Regions from separate parts of the Homo sapiens genome. Here region 1 is linked to region 2. A link is a contact called in ENCODE Hi-C or POLR2A ChIA-PET data. All regions are on one chromosome and are shown on one strand. Each heading gives the region's core, a stretch centred on a gene start or an enhancer-like site at or near the end of the contact. The rest is flanking DNA. Distances are from core to core; before and after follow the strand shown. Region 1 holds the start of WWTR1-AS1 (WWTR1 antisense RNA 1). Region 2 holds the start of TSC22D2 (TSC22 domain family member 2).

Evidence for each region. A loop is a pair of places that touch in the nucleus more often than their neighbours do. ChIA-PET counts read pairs that join two places held with the same protein, here RNA polymerase II (POLR2A). Pooled maps may share reads with other maps.
Region 1: a loop to region 2 is called in a map of gastrocnemius medialis, with 6 times the contacts of the local background. The contact joins the promoter of WWTR1-AS1 here to the promoter of TSC22D2 in region 2. A Hi-C loop is called at or near these places in 1 of 168 maps with a recorded cell type or tissue (gastrocnemius medialis), 1 of 37 single-sample maps with no recorded cell type and 10 of 50 pooled maps. POLR2A ChIA-PET finds 5 or more read pairs at or near these places in 2 of 52 experiments (H1 and PC-9).

What each region holds. Positions count from the first base shown.
Region 1 is chr3:149,653,939-149,661,385 of GRCh38, reverse strand. WWTR1-AS1 (WWTR1 antisense RNA 1) reads right to left here and starts at 3,176. Exons shown (of 3, transcript NR_040250.1): 1 at 2,678-3,176; 2 at 1,067-2,008; 3 at 22-280. WWTR1 (WW domain containing transcription regulator 1) reads left to right here and starts at 3,361. Exons shown (of 7, transcript NM_015472.6): 1 at 3,361-3,621; 2 at 4,077-4,510. The coding sequence starts at 4,080. RefSeq lists enhancers at 2,508-2,717, 3,278-3,347, 2,955-3,534 and silencers at 2,888-3,047, 6,850-7,144.
Region 2 is chr3:150,402,847-150,410,082 of GRCh38, reverse strand. TSC22D2 (TSC22 domain family member 2) reads right to left here and starts at 1,785. Exons shown (of 3, transcript NM_001303264.2): 1 at 1-1,785. The coding sequence starts at 732. RefSeq lists silencers at 255-424, 1,095-1,694 and an enhancer at 675-724.

The DNA.
Region 1 (7,447 bases), core at 1,927-4,426, 750 kb after region 2:
CATTTAAAAAACATTTCAATATTTTGTGGCTTAAAGCAATATCCATTTTATTTGCTCACAATTCTGCAATCTGGGCTGGGCTTGGCTGTGCAGCTCTGCTGGTCTTACTGGTGGTCACTGATGTGTTTGCAGTCAGCCGGTGGGGTTGGCTGAGGCTGGGCTCAGCTCAGGTGCTGGGCAGCTGGACTTTTCCCTCTCTCCAAGTATCTCAGGGCCTTTCCTTCTCCATGTGGTTTATCCAACAGGGTAACTGGACTTCTTACTTAGTGGCTCAGGTCTCCTAAAAGTACAAAGTGGAAGCTTCCATACCTTCCTAGGGGATGGGATGGGAAAGGCAGGGAAGTGGCACAACTTCACTGCCACATTTTCCTGGTTAAGGCAAATCACTGGCCCAGTCCAGATTAAGTGGAAGGGGCTACGTAAAGGTATAAATAACATGAGGCTGGGCCATTGAAAGGCAGCAACGCAGCAGAGAGACTACCACAATATTATTTCCAATTTGTAAATGAGTAAACTGTGACTTAGGAATGCTAAGCTACTTGCATAATGTAGCAGATAGAGCCAGCTTCAAATATTGTGTTCTAAATCAAATATCAACAAATAAAATGTGTATGTGTTTTCACCTAGAATCCTGTGGGGTGGGTACTGTTATTGTCCCTAATTTACAAAGGAGGAAACCCAAGAATAGAGAGCTTAAATGTCTTGTCTGAAGTGACTCAGCTGTTTTGTTCCAGAAATTATACACTTATCCACTGTGCTGCCTCTTACGGGCAGTACCTGATACATACAAGACATCTGTAAATGTTATTTAATCTGAAGCTGTTGTTGGAATGGCTGGGACAACAGCAAATCTTTTGAATTATTCACTATTACATCTTATATGCTATTTGGGAACTGGGAGTTTTTCAGTTATCCTGTGTTAAGGGCAATTTCCGTTTCATACATCTACTTTATCTGTTGCACTATCTATTTCTTGAAGCTTGGAAAGAAACGAAGACTGCATCCTTGCCCATCCAGTTCCAACCCAGATTCTCACTGCCCATCTAATTCCAACCCTGATTCTCACCTTTCTTCGGGAGTGAGGACTTTCCTAGAGTAGGGCTGGCCTCAAGTTTTCATCTTTTAATCATCAAGTCAGCCTTGTGACTTCTGAATTAGTATCATTAGGTTCCAGTCACTTCCTCTTGTTCGATAGCTTATTTCCCCTGTTGTTGCAACTGTGATGGCTTCTGAGAGTAGCTTGCAAAGATTCTACTTTCCAAGGAGTGACCTGTGCTAGTTTCCCCTTTCCTTTTGCCAGTCCTATGGGCAGAGGACTTGCTGCACAGAATCCCAGCTACTCGGGAGGCTGAGGCAGGATAATTGCTTGAACCAGGGAGGCAGAGGTTGCAGTGAGCCGCGATCATGCCACTGCACTCCATCCTGGGCAATAGAGTGAGACTCCATCTCAAAAAAAAAAAAAAAAGGATGATACGTGTATGCCTGCCTTAGTCTAAGATGGCCCTAATTTCTTCCAGTCTATGAGGAGTCTGGAATTGGAGCCACCTCCAAGTACAGATAACAGGGGAAGTGGCTCACTTTGGTGGTTCTGTTTTGGATATGGATGCAGCCATTCAGGGAGTGGCCCCAAAATTCTACCTTTTCCGAGGCAAAACTATGAGTGGCCTTGTCTTTTCCTTAAACTTTTCTCCTCCAAGGCAGCTCCAGATTTTAACTTCGACTTTATTTTACCCTGTAAAAATATTAAGGCAGGCTGGGCGCGGTGGCTCATGCCTGTAATCCCAGCACTTTGGGAGCCTGAGGCGGGCGGATCACCTGAAGTCAGGATTTGAGACCAGCCTGGCCAACATGGTGAAACCCCATTTTTGCTTTTAAAAAATACAAAAATTAGCTGGGCGTGGTGGCAGGCGTCTTAATCCTAGCTACTTGGGAGGCAGAGGCAGGAGAATCGTTTGAACCCGGGAGGCGGAGGTTGCAGTGAGCTGAGATGGAGCTATTGCACTCAAGCCTGGGGGACAAGAGGGAGACGTCACTCAAAAAAAAAAAAAAAAAAATTAAGGCACAATACGTGAACTTGAAGAACATACAGTTCTCTTTTATTTAACAAACACTTACGTAACCAGCCCGGTGCTGTGCGAAGTGCTTTACATTGTCTCGTTTGATTTACTTAATAAACTCCTATTTGAATCAAATGGGGTGGAGTAGGGGCTTCCTGGAATTTGGCTTACCTCGCCATCTCCCCCCACCCTTTCCCCTCAGTGGAGAGGCAACCAGAGAGAAAAGAAATTGAGCTGCTCTGAAGGGCAAGGCCTCCTCCTACTTCCCGCAGCTGTTTCGCCAGACTTGACCTTCTTCCCTTAGCTAGAGGCAGGGGGTCTCCATCCCTCGCCCAGATCTAGTTGGTGGGAAGGTGGGTGGCTTTTTTCGGGTCACTGGCGCACCCTCTCTACTTCCAGCCACCTGCTCGGGTTCCATCCCGGCTCCAGGCTCCCCGGAGGGCGGCAGGGACATTCCAATCCTCCCACAACCCTCACGGATGTTGCGGGGGAGGGGGGTGCAATTGCTCTTCTCTTCCAACACCCAGCTTTTTCTTCTCAATCTCTAGTGGCCTGAGTCACCCCCGTAGAGGAAATTAAGGATTGATGAATGGTTTGAAAGTTGTTTGTTTACAACCCACCCGTTGGCGAAGCCGCATCTCCAGTGACAGAGGCACTTTCTGGGCACCGTCTGTGCTCTAGCAGACAATTGAGAGCCAGGCAGCCAAGATGCCTCCTCGCCAGACCAAATATGGTCACAAGAGCTAAGCAGCCTCTCGTGGAAAAGCTGGCCTTGTTGGTGTCTCCCCGCGCCGGGGCGCACCCGGGCCGGCCTTCGGGCAGAATCGCGGGTCAGTGCGGCGCTCCGGGTGCTGCAGGCCTCGGCGCCTGGCTGCAGGGGAGGGCGCGGTGTCCAGGACCGGCCCTTCCTAGGCCTGAGCCCCTCATCCGCGTGCCCTCCGCCACCCCCGGCCTTGGTTTCGGTCCACAACCCCTTGATGAAACAGGCTCAGGCCACTTTCCCTTTGATCCCGCCCCAAGTCCGTGGTAAACTCAAAGGAATGCAGATGCAGGTCTGAGCGGGAGAGGTCCGCGCGGCCGGGAGGAGTGGGTGGGGGGCACCCGTCTCCTCTTACCCAGTAAAGTACCCATCACGCCCAGGGTTTTCTGGAGCCGAGGTGGGAGGAGGAGGAGGAGGAAGAGGAGGGGCGAGCGGGGGCTGGCCGGCTAGGGACTAGGAGGTCATACATAATTCAACAGCTCAACTTTCGGGCCCGCCTCTTTCCTGGGGGTGGGAGTTTGCTCCAAACTTTGTTTATGGGACAGTCCGGGAGCTGCTGCGGCCGCGCTGTCTGCTTCTCCTGCGCCTCCTTTTCGCCCAGCACTAGCGCCTTAGGCCAGCTCGGGGGATGTGAGAGCCGAAGCCCTTAGACTGCCAGGCACAGAGTCGGGTCGGGATTTGTCAGCCAAGCCTCGGCTCCAGCTCCGCAATCTCGGGACTCACCCGAGCGACCCAGGCCCGACGGCAAGTTCGGGCGGGACGGCGGCCGCCGCGCGCTCAGGCTCAGCTTCGCTGCCCGCCCAGGTAGTGCCCGCTGGAGCTCGCGCGCTCATCCGGCACCACTCCAGGGCTCCAGGCTCCTCGGGCTTCCGGAGTCGAGACGTGGTGGAGTTGGCTCGGGCTGAACTTCTTTCGGGGGGCTGCCTGTCCTGGAATCGTGCGACCTTTCCTTTGCCATCCTGCGGTTCAGCAAGCCCCGAGTGCAGTTATTCCCTCCACCCCTCGCCCTATCTTCTCCTCCTCCAGGCAACTTCTTTGCTTCAAGAAAGTTGCATAATTCTCGAGGCCAGGAGGGACCCCTCCCCCATCCTGCTGGTCTTACCGCTGAGTGTCTGGGATCTCCAGGCGGGCAATTATCTGTCTCCTCGTTTCCTTTTCCCTCTATTCTTTCTCCCACCATCTCGCCCTCTCACCCTGTAACCCTCTTACCCACTTCCTCCGACTTTAAATAAAAGGCTGATCTGACCTTCTTTTTGCAGAAGATGAATCCGGCCTCGGCGCCCCCTCCGCTCCCGCCGCCTGGGCAGCAAGTGATCCACGTCACGCAGGACCTAGACACAGACCTCGAAGCCCTCTTCAACTCTGTCATGAATCCGAAGCCTAGCTCGTGGCGGAAGAAGATCCTGCCGGAGTCTTTCTTTAAGGAGCCTGATTCGGGCTCGCACTCGCGCCAGTCCAGCACCGACTCGTCGGGCGGCCACCCGGGGCCTCGACTGGCTGGGGGTGCCCAGCATGTCCGCTCGCACTCGTCGCCCGCGTCCCTGCAGCTGGGCACCGGCGCGGGTGCTGCGGGTAGCCCCGCGCAGCAGCACGCGCACCTCCGCCAGCAGTCCTACGACGTGACCGACGAGCTGCCACTGCCCCCGGGCTGGGAGATGACCTTCACGGCCACTGGCCAGAGGTACTTCCTCAAGTAAGTCAGCCTGGAGCCGAAGAAGGCACCAAGTCACAGTGCCCAACGCGCGCGTGTGTTCGTGTGTGTGTGTGTGTGTGTGTGAGAGAGAGAGAGAGAGAGAGAGAGAGAAAGAGAGAGATGGTGCGTGTCCTTCCACGGTTATTTCACAGATATGGAGAGCTGGAAGCAGGGAGTGAGTCTCTGAGTGTTGGAATTGTAAGGGATCAGAAGCAGGGATCAGAAGCAGTGGTGAAGTTCATCCACCATAAAACACACAGGTGACTTTGCCTTGAATCTGCAGGACTGAAGCCAACTCTTGGGCACAGACCCTTAGTCCCTTCCTTGGCCACTCTAAGTCAGATAGTCCAGAGCCAGGCCCTTTGGGATGTGACACCGAGATAAATCAGAGAAAAGCTGTGAAGCTTGGGGAACAGAGGGACTTTTGGTGAAGTAGGTGGTCTGCAGTTTCTATCTTCTTGGGAAAAGCAAGCTGGAAAAGTGAACAGTGGTTGGTAGGCCATAGTGCTCCCAGCTGGGTGACATAATGACCACACAGCACAGTGATGTTATTAGCAACTGTGTGGTGGAGTAGTTGTGGGCTGGACAAATCAATCGTGTGGAAATTGTTAGGAGTTTTATTACATTAAACTTGTTAACCTAAAATACCATCAAATCACAAGCCTGCTTTGTCACTCTTCTTCCTTTCACATTGTTCCAGCTTTTTGATGTCATGAATTTTACATTAGTTGAAATTTTCAAATTACACCCCACAGGAAAATATATTCTCAAACACTAGAGGAGGTTGTTTCAATTGTGGTACCCTAAGATAACTACATTCCTCAGGAGAAACCAGGCTGGAACTTGAAATGTTCCATTGAGGTCATAGGGTCAGGCTATCAAAGATGGAGGTTGTGCCAGCCTAACCACTTGTTTCAGGATTGCCTGCACTGCCAGTGAGGGAAACTCCTCTCCTAAGAACTTGACTTAGACTTCATTTTAAAGCCCATATTTCTTTAGTAGAGTAGCCTTAGTGCAAAAGTGAAGACACTATGTACAATTTTAAAAGTTTAATCAAGCCTTTCTTTGGCACTAATATTTGATGCTCTGATTGCTATGAGAGAGCCCTAAGAATGAATACACAGTGATGGATGAAGTTTACTATAGTGAGCCCATTGATTCATACCAGTGACCAATTCTTATTACTTCCCCATCTCAAGGCTGTTGATATCTTGTCCAAGGAGTTCTTTTGTTGTTTCTGAGATTGGTGTAATGCTGAGATTCTGAAACAGACTTGATGGTCATTTATGCCACAGCTGGTCTTCTCTGGGTTATTGAGTGATAGTTTGGACATGTGCTCAGTCCTTTGACTTCTAAGTAGCTGGTGGAGTCAAGAATATGATGTAATAACATGACTTTTGTTGTTGTTGTTTGTTGTTTGTTTTTGTTTTTGAGACAAAGTCTCACTCTGTCGCCCACGCTGGAGTGCAGTGGCACAATCTCGGCTCACTGCAACCTCCGCCCCCTGGGTTCAAGCAATTCTTCTGCCTCAGCCTCCTGAGTAGCTGGGATTACAGGCACCCACCACCACGCCTGGCTAATTTTTGTATTTTTAGTAGAGACGAGGTTTCACCATGTTGGCCAGGCTGGTCTTGAACTCCTGACCTCAAGTGATCTGCCTGCCTCGGCCTCCTAAAGTGCTGGGATTACAGGCTTGAGCCACCATGCCCAGCCCTACATGATTTCTTTCTTTCTTTCTTTCTTTCTTTTTTAGATGGAGTCTCGCTCTGTCGCCCAGGCTGGAGTGCAGTGGCGCGATCTAGGCTCACTGCAAGCTCCGCCTACCGGGTTCACGCCATTCTCCTGCCTCAGCCTCCCGAGTAGCTGGGACTACAGGCACCCGCCACCAAGCCCGGCTACTTTTTTGTATTTTTTTTAGTAGAGACGGGGTTTCAACATGTTAGCCAGGATGGTCTCTATCTCCTGACCTCGTGATCTGCCCGCCTCGGCCTCCCAAAGTGCTGGAATTACAGGTGTGAGCCACCACGCCTGGCCCCAGCCCTACATGATTTCTAAACTGTGTTTATGAATATATACACACATACGTATGGTATATGATCAGTATAACTGTGATTATTAAAAATATGAAATAGGAGCTAGGCTTGCCTAATATCTGAGGAAAACTAGACGAAAAAGACCCTGAAACAAAAGCAAAACAAAAAAATTCCTTTATACATTGTGTTTTGAATGATTGGAGTAGCTCAGAACTGCCTGTGAACAAGGGCAAAAGTGGAAGTTAGCCTTGGATTTAGAGAAAGTTGCTGTGATCTCTCTGCCCATCCCCCCAACCACAACCACTCTCCAATCCAAAGCAGAGTGCATCTTCATTTCACTTTGGGTAGTCAATGAAAATGACAGCTGAAAAAAATGTGTAAGTAGTAGGCTGGCCTGCTCTGATGCTATCCCTGGAAGTATTTTGGCCAAGTGACTAAGAGAGGTTAAGAATTTGTCAGTGACTATTGTCTTTAAGGATAAGCAATCTGCCAAGAGTTCTCTGAATTTCTTGTAGAGTTTTGTTTAAAGTTGGAATTAGGTAAATGTCATACACTTTGTTACACAGCCTCAAAAGGCAGTGTATTTCAGTGGATTAAGTAGAAGCTTGAAAAATGATGGTGACTCACTTGGAGTTACTTTTCATTATGTCTGTTTATTACTTTACTTGCCATCTATGAAATAGGGCTGAGGCTAGCAGATACATTTTTTTTTTTAATTTTTTTATTTTTGGCTGGGGTAGAGATGGGGTTTCACTATGTTGCCTAGGCTAGTCTCAAACTCCTGTACTCAAGTGATTCTCCTGCCTTGGCCTCCCAAAGTGCTTGGATTACAGGCATGAGCTACCATGCCCAGCCAGAAGAAGAATCTTTTTCTTGACTCTGTTGGGAGTTGAGAGCTTTATAA
Region 2 (7,236 bases), core at 536-3,035:
GCTGTCAGTTCCCGACTCGGGCCCGTGCGCCCCCTGCATGGAGGCCACTACTACCACCACCGACCCTCCGGTGGCGCCCAGGCCGCTGTCCCGCTCCGCAGTCTGGTCAAAAGTACTGCTGTGTCTAATGCAATCCCCGGATCTAGTCAGGACGCTGCTGTCTGAATCCCTCTCATAGTATTCCATACACGTCCATCGGCCGCGTCTATAGGGCTCTCCGCTCCCGTGGTCCAGCTTGATCACGCGAAAACGGGAACTACATGTGGTGGGAGGCTGAGATGGGGCTGCAGTCACTGGCCCGGCGGATGAGCCCGCGAGCTGGGGGCCGCCGGGTGCTCCGGGGGCGGGGGCCGAAGTGGCAGCCGCCGCCAGGGTACTGGCGAGCGCCCCAGACACGCTCCGGGCCGAAACGACTCCTCCTCCGTTGGCGGGAGCAGCAGCCGCCGCTGCCAGCTGCCCATCTAGGAGGAGGTTTGGGGAGACGGTCCCGGGAGTCTCCGCATCCCCAACATTGTTAAGCGTCTCTTCGGAAGAGCTGCGCTCGCAGACCTCCTCAGGGCCATAATCCGTGGCCCGAGAGACGTCGAAAATCTCGGAGGAGACGTCCTCTGTGCGTGACTCGTCCGGGTCGTCCAAGCTCTCGGTGTCCTCGGTGATGCTAGTGGCCACCTGGGCCGTGGTGACACTGGTGATCTGGAAGCAGCTCTTCTTCTTGGCCGGCATCTTGGACATGGTGAAGAAGGCTGGAGGGCAGAGAGGCACGCCGGCTCCTCTGGGTCCTGTCGGAAACCGGGGAGGGCAGAGCACGGGCCCCCAAAGACAAAGTCCGAGTCTGCGCTGGGGTCTGAGGCCCGCCGCTGTTAAGAGTCACGGGCTGATCCAGGCGCTGGCCGCCCGGTGAGACATCCTCCTCCTCGTTTCCTTCTCTGTGTCGGTCTCTTCGGCTCTGCCCCCGTCTCAGTCCCGCGGCGGCTCCTCCTTCCTTTTTAGCTCTCGCAGCCGCGGCGCCTCAATTCAATTCCCTCAGAGGCGGCGAGAGCGCGAACCCAGGGGCGGGCCGGCTGCTTCCTCTCTCGTCTCCGGGCAGCCGTGGTCAGTCCAGCTCGGCGCTCGGCGCGGTCAGCAGGCCTTGGCTGGGGGTGGGAGTGGGAGGGCGAAGAGGAGGAGGAGGAGGCGGTGGCGGCGGCGTGAGGGGCGGTGCTGCCCCGCTCGGGCTCCTCAGGCCGGTGCCGGCGTCAGCGCTGGGCTCTCTGACTGAGGGAAGGAGCGGCGAGTCCGGAGTCGGAGATGCCTAATTCAGCCGGGAGCCGCGGGCCGGAGCTGGCTGAAGGTCCGCGGGCGGGCGGTGGGGCTGTGGCGCGGGCAGGCGGCCCTCCCTCCCCGGCTCTAGCCGGAGCTCAGCCCCAGGGACATGTCGACTGCCTCAGGCGGAAACCCGCTCTGGGGGAGGGGAAAGCCGGCTCGGTCCTCCCCTTACAGGGGGAACCACCCCTGCGGGCGGGCGGCGACGGCGGTCTCGGCCTCCCCTCGCGGCTTCTCTCAGAGAGGGGCGGCGGCGGCAGACCGCTGGCACGGGACCGGAGGCGCCCCGGCTGTGTGAGGTAGCGGTGGTGGCTTCTCCGGCTCCTCCTCGGTGCGCCCAATTCCTAAACCCCGAAGAAACTGAAATTCAAACTGCTGAAGCGGCGGCTGCAGCTCCCTCCGCTGGGCCAAGATGGGGCTGAAATGGCCGCGCCAGGGATGCTGGGAGGAGCAGCAGCCCCGCTGCCGCCGCCGCTGCCGACTAAAATGCCGCCGCTGCCGCAGCCACCGCCAGCGCCGCAGCCGCCGCCGTTCCGTGACGCACCGGCGTCGTGACGTCACCGCTCCGCCCCCTCCGGTTTCCTGCAGTTTCGCGTGGAACCTGGGGTGGGGGGCAATGGGCGGGGCTAAAGGTTAAAAAAGGGAGCGGTTTCTTTATTTAAAATTTTTAAAATTTAAATTTTGTGTTGTAGGTTCTTTAAGCATTGACGAGCTAAAGACCATTTTAAATTCTAAGCCTAGGGAAGCTTACAATGGAACTAATCAGATGTTTTTATGTCGGTTTGTTCCGAGACAGTGGAAGACTGGAGGTCATGTGCTTGTGTCTAATGTTTAGCAAAATCTTAGTGAAACGAGGGCGATAGGAATGGGGGCTGGGGAAGACTTAGATGGGATAAAAAGAGGTGCGGCTGGAAGAACTAAATCACTTTAAAACTTCTGAAAATAAATGTTGACCATTGTAGTCAGAGGAGTAAAATGTTCAGAGAAATGGGGATGATTAAACAAGAACGGCAAGCCAGATTGAGTCAGAAAATTATCTTCCTGCCAGAAATTCTGTCTCCCACAACGGCATCAGGGGGTGGTTACTTGCCCAGGGTGTAGTCAGTTTTTAAAAAGCTTAAGGGTTACCAACATATTCCTAAATTTCCTGAATTTGCTGTGATTCCAGGATTCATTTAAACTCTTGAGACTGTTTTACTTTCGGCACGAAATCAGCTCATGGGCTTTATAAATGTAGAACCTACTGCATTATAGTTCTTCTTTTTGTTTATTCTAAAACTGTTAGTAGCAGCCAGCGTATTATATGATTTGGATTGGGCCATGAACAACCGTAACGAGTGATAAAGCACCCTTTCCTGTTCCAATGCAAAGAACAACTATGAAAAGAAAGTACTGGCAAATTTATCATCTTGTAGTTAGTTCCTGGCCAAAGAAAATGGTAAGGCCATTCTTTTAAGCAGTTAAAAAAAAATGGGGATGGGCTCTTAAACTTTGGCATGCTAAGGCCATTCTTTTAAGCAGTTTAAAAAAATGGGGATGGGCTCCTAAACTTTGACATACTAAAGCAGTCGTCATTTAGGTAAAATCTAAGTCTTAATGGAAATCGTGATTTCATATCTACTGCAGCGTTAGCAATCACATAATGATAACTTAAATCAGTAAATCGTTGAACTCGGTTCTCTAATCTTTGAAGAATAGAAATACTTTTTATCCCAAAAGATGTTTTGAGAATTAAATTTGCAGAGAATTTTTTAGGTCTTTAGTTGTAATTTATAGAGCTAGGTCTTTTAACTTTAGTGGAAACCATGCCCTCCAAACCCAAGTGACTGGAGTCAGAATGTGAAATAAGACGACATAAAATCCCTATTTCTTAAGGGGCTGGGCGAAAGTAATGGAACAAAATGTAACGTTATGCTATTGTGGCAGAGATAGCTAATGGAATGTTTCATTTCTAAGTCTGTAATTTCAGTAATTGTTAGAGGCAGTTTTCCATCAATAAGTTAGATCAAATGGTTAAACCCAATATGAATTTATAAAAGCTTAATTTAATTTTGGATTGATTTACCAGATGTTTAAGGTGGTTATAATGGGTAGTGTTGATGGTGGTGCTTTTGGAAAAATGAGTATTATATGCCTGCTCATCCCTTTACATTATCTTATCATATAAACTTCTTGATTACTCGTTATGATACTCTTAAATCGTACATTTAGAGGAAAAATCTTAAAGTAATCTGTAAGACCATTTCTCCTTAAAATGATATATTATGAGATGAAAGGAAAGATAAAGATAATTTAGAAGAGATCCAGAAGTGGACTAAATTTCTGGTAAGGAGGGGGCTAAAGATGTTAAAAGACATCTTAGGAAAAGCATATGATTTATAACTTTTAAAAGTGTCATTTAGATGGTTAAGGATTTGTGTTTAATAGTTCTCTTGAAAATATTGTTTTCCAAAAGTTTAAAAGCCCTAGCTACTTTTATACATTTGCCCTTAAAAAATGTACAGAATTTATTACATCAAACTGCTACAAAGAAATAAGAATTCTGATTTTTGCAAGTAAGTTGGAAATCAACGTAGAGGACAAAAAGTGGCATAGCTATATCTAAACAAAAAAGTATGTAATTCAAAAGTTGGTCCACAAAGAATTGAAAGCCTTTCAATAACTAATTTAAATGATAGAAAGCAGTATGTATATGCAAGTACATATGCTCCCTGTATAGAGAGTGGTTAGTAAGTAAGATGGTAGCCTAACTCACTGGAATAAAGAGATCCTTGGAGTCCCAAACCTCAAGACTAGGAGTCTTAATGCAGTTACCAGGCTGCATGCCTGTACCCAGAGACCATACTAGAGGCTGTGGGAATCCTCGATTACTGCTCTTAGAGCCCCCAACTTGACTGTTTCTTCTGTACCTGGTACTTTTTTCAAATATTTCAAATTGCAGTGATGCATGGGAGATACATTTAGAAAACATAATGCAGGGGAATAAAAGCAGTTAAAAACTAAGGACAGTTTCTACTGATGAAAATAAAAAACTGCTACAGCAACATCTTTTCATCATCTGTAAACATCATACCCCCAAATTTTCCTAAGTTATTATCTAACCTCATCAGTAGCAGATGGTGAATTATTTCATAGAAAATCCTGGAATGTAAACTCTAGATACTCAAGAAAACCTCTTTTTTTTCAATGAAGGTATATTATATTTAAAATAATAATGATGCATTAAACATTATGGGATAAAGAAAATACTTTCCATAGAAATTAAGCAATGGCCTAGGCAAAGAGAAGTAACCCTTTAGCATTAATACTATCAGTTAGACAGTGACATTTATTGAACATTCCCTGTGTTGTGTATTAAGAATTGGACTACCTATATCCCAGTCAACAATTTTTTCTGGAGTTTAGAAATAGTTTATGCTTATTTTCTGTGTTTTTTATTACCAAATTGTTATTAGTTTGGTGCAAAAGTAATTGTGGTTTTTGTCACTTACATGATGGCAAAAACTGCAATTACTTTTGCACCAACCTAATAGAAAAATACAAAATGGAGAATAGTTTTCAGGTTCCACAAAGCATTTGCTGGAAATAAATATCAGTTGTCTAAATAAGTAGTACTTGATTTATTACTATGATTTTCGTAGGGTTCCATTTCTGGAACAATATCATATTAATAAACCCTTTCAGTGAGACCATTGTGTGGTATTGCCCAAAAAGGAAAAAAAAATGTAATGAGAAAGGACTAAGGCTAATAAAATTCCATAAATACTATTATAAAGAAAAGTATAATTTGACTGAGATGCACAAATGCTTACTTGATAATGAGGTGTTTTTAAGGAAACTTCTATTAAATACTCTTTTTGAGTTTAATATACTATGAAACAATGTTGTCTTTTTTTTTTTTTTAATGAAGATTTCCTTGACTTCCAAAGACCTTTGATGTTCAAGCAAAATGTAGCAATTTGGTAAAAGTAAAGGGTGCATTTCGAACTGAAATAAACATAATGTCCTATTAAGACCTGTATTATATTTTATGGAATTTAACTTAGAATGTAAGATATTAGCTCTGCGGTTTTACAAGCTTGTTTAAATTCTGCAATGTAGGGCAACAGAAAATCCAAACAAAATCCATTAATGACTATATTACTTCTTTATTTTTCTTTTTAAATATTATATGTGGCCAGTCAGGATGAAGTTTTTTTTAAACTACATTTCCTAGTTGGACAGATCAAGAGTAAGCTCCAGTTTTGCTATAATCTCGTTTTGTGATTGCTGACAAGTCTATTACTCCCTCAGTTCCCCTATCACTAAAAAGAAATAACATTGTGGTAAAGAGGTGTTAAACTACCAAATCCACTGAAAAAGTATGGAAAAAGGTCACAGATGTGGCAGCTTTGGCATCTTCAGAAGAAAAGATAGCAACTCAATGTGATACTATTGGCAATACCATTTGTTAATTGAAAAAAGAAGAAGAAAGCAGTTACTAGACATCCATGATTTTATGGAGAAGCCATATTCTGTCATAGATGAGCTATTTACAGACATTCAATGGCACATTCTTTGACAAAGTGAATCATCACTGTCTAGTCTTTCTTGTATATGAATTTGAAGTATTGATTAAAGTTGTAGCATACCTGTAATTTTAAACTGTAAAACTCTAACACTCACAAAAGAACATTGAAAGACTGCAAATTTCTAGACTTGGAGGTTATAATTCCTTCTGTATGTTACTACTATCAGCTTATAAAATTTTAAAAAATGTGAGTGTAGAAACTTATATAAACTGTATTCACACATGAAGGATAGCCTAAATGCTCCGGACTGATAATCTGAAGGTCATTCTCACCTGGCTGATTGAACTACTTTTATTCATAGAAGCCAAAGTTTTGAAAGGTACAGATAGAATCTTGACTACCTTGCATTCGCAGTTACGTTTTAATTGCAAAATAACAAGCTCTTTAGTCACTGGAAACAAAACACTTTTAGCATTTAACTTTATAATACTTGAAATCCTACCTTGAAAGCATTCATACTCATTAAAAGCTCAACACATGATCCATGTTTACATAAGGATTTGGGTGTTGCTTAAAATGATCATGTAATGAGCTGCTTCTCTGCAAATTAATATTCACTCCCTTCCCTCATCCTTAATGTGGGATCTTTGAAGGAAAAGGAAGTGACCAAACTAAAGACATAGGGAAATGCAAAATCAAGGTGAAAAGTTACCCAGAGGGTTGTTTTAATTTTGGCCATCAACCCCCTAGTGAATAATGGTAACAGTATTGTTTTGAGACCCATTTTGTGGCATTTACCTATTGTTAAACTAAATTGACTAGATGTAAATATATTTTCATCTTCAGATATTTAGAATTTCTATCCTTCCCCATTGTTTCTGGATTTTGATACTAATCTTTTTTCTTTGCATATTGTATATATTTACTCAACAACTAATCTAATTTTAGATTTTTAGCTTATCCACATTTCATTTTTGTTTATTTCATTGGTATTTCATCAATACAATGGCTCTACCCTTCAAGGAAAAAAAACATCAGCCCGTCCCACAAAAACACATATATTCAAGAAAGATAAATTACATTGTGATGATTCAATCATAGTAAGTATTCACCACTGAATTTCTTTAAGAATAACTACTGTGTTCAAAATAATTTTTGTACTAATATTTCATTTGAGATATTTTATTTCTGTGGAATAAAAAGATTTATCATAGTAACATCAAGCTTGTATCTTGAACAAACAGCTCCAAATATAATAATACAAGCTCTACTTCATGCATTCAACATGTATTTAGAAACCTGGCTGGGCACAGTGGCTTACACCTGTAATCCCAGCACTTTGGGAGGCCGAGGTGGGCAGATCACTTGAGGTCAGGAGTTTGAAACCACCCTGGTCAACATGGTGAAACCCTGTCTCTACTAA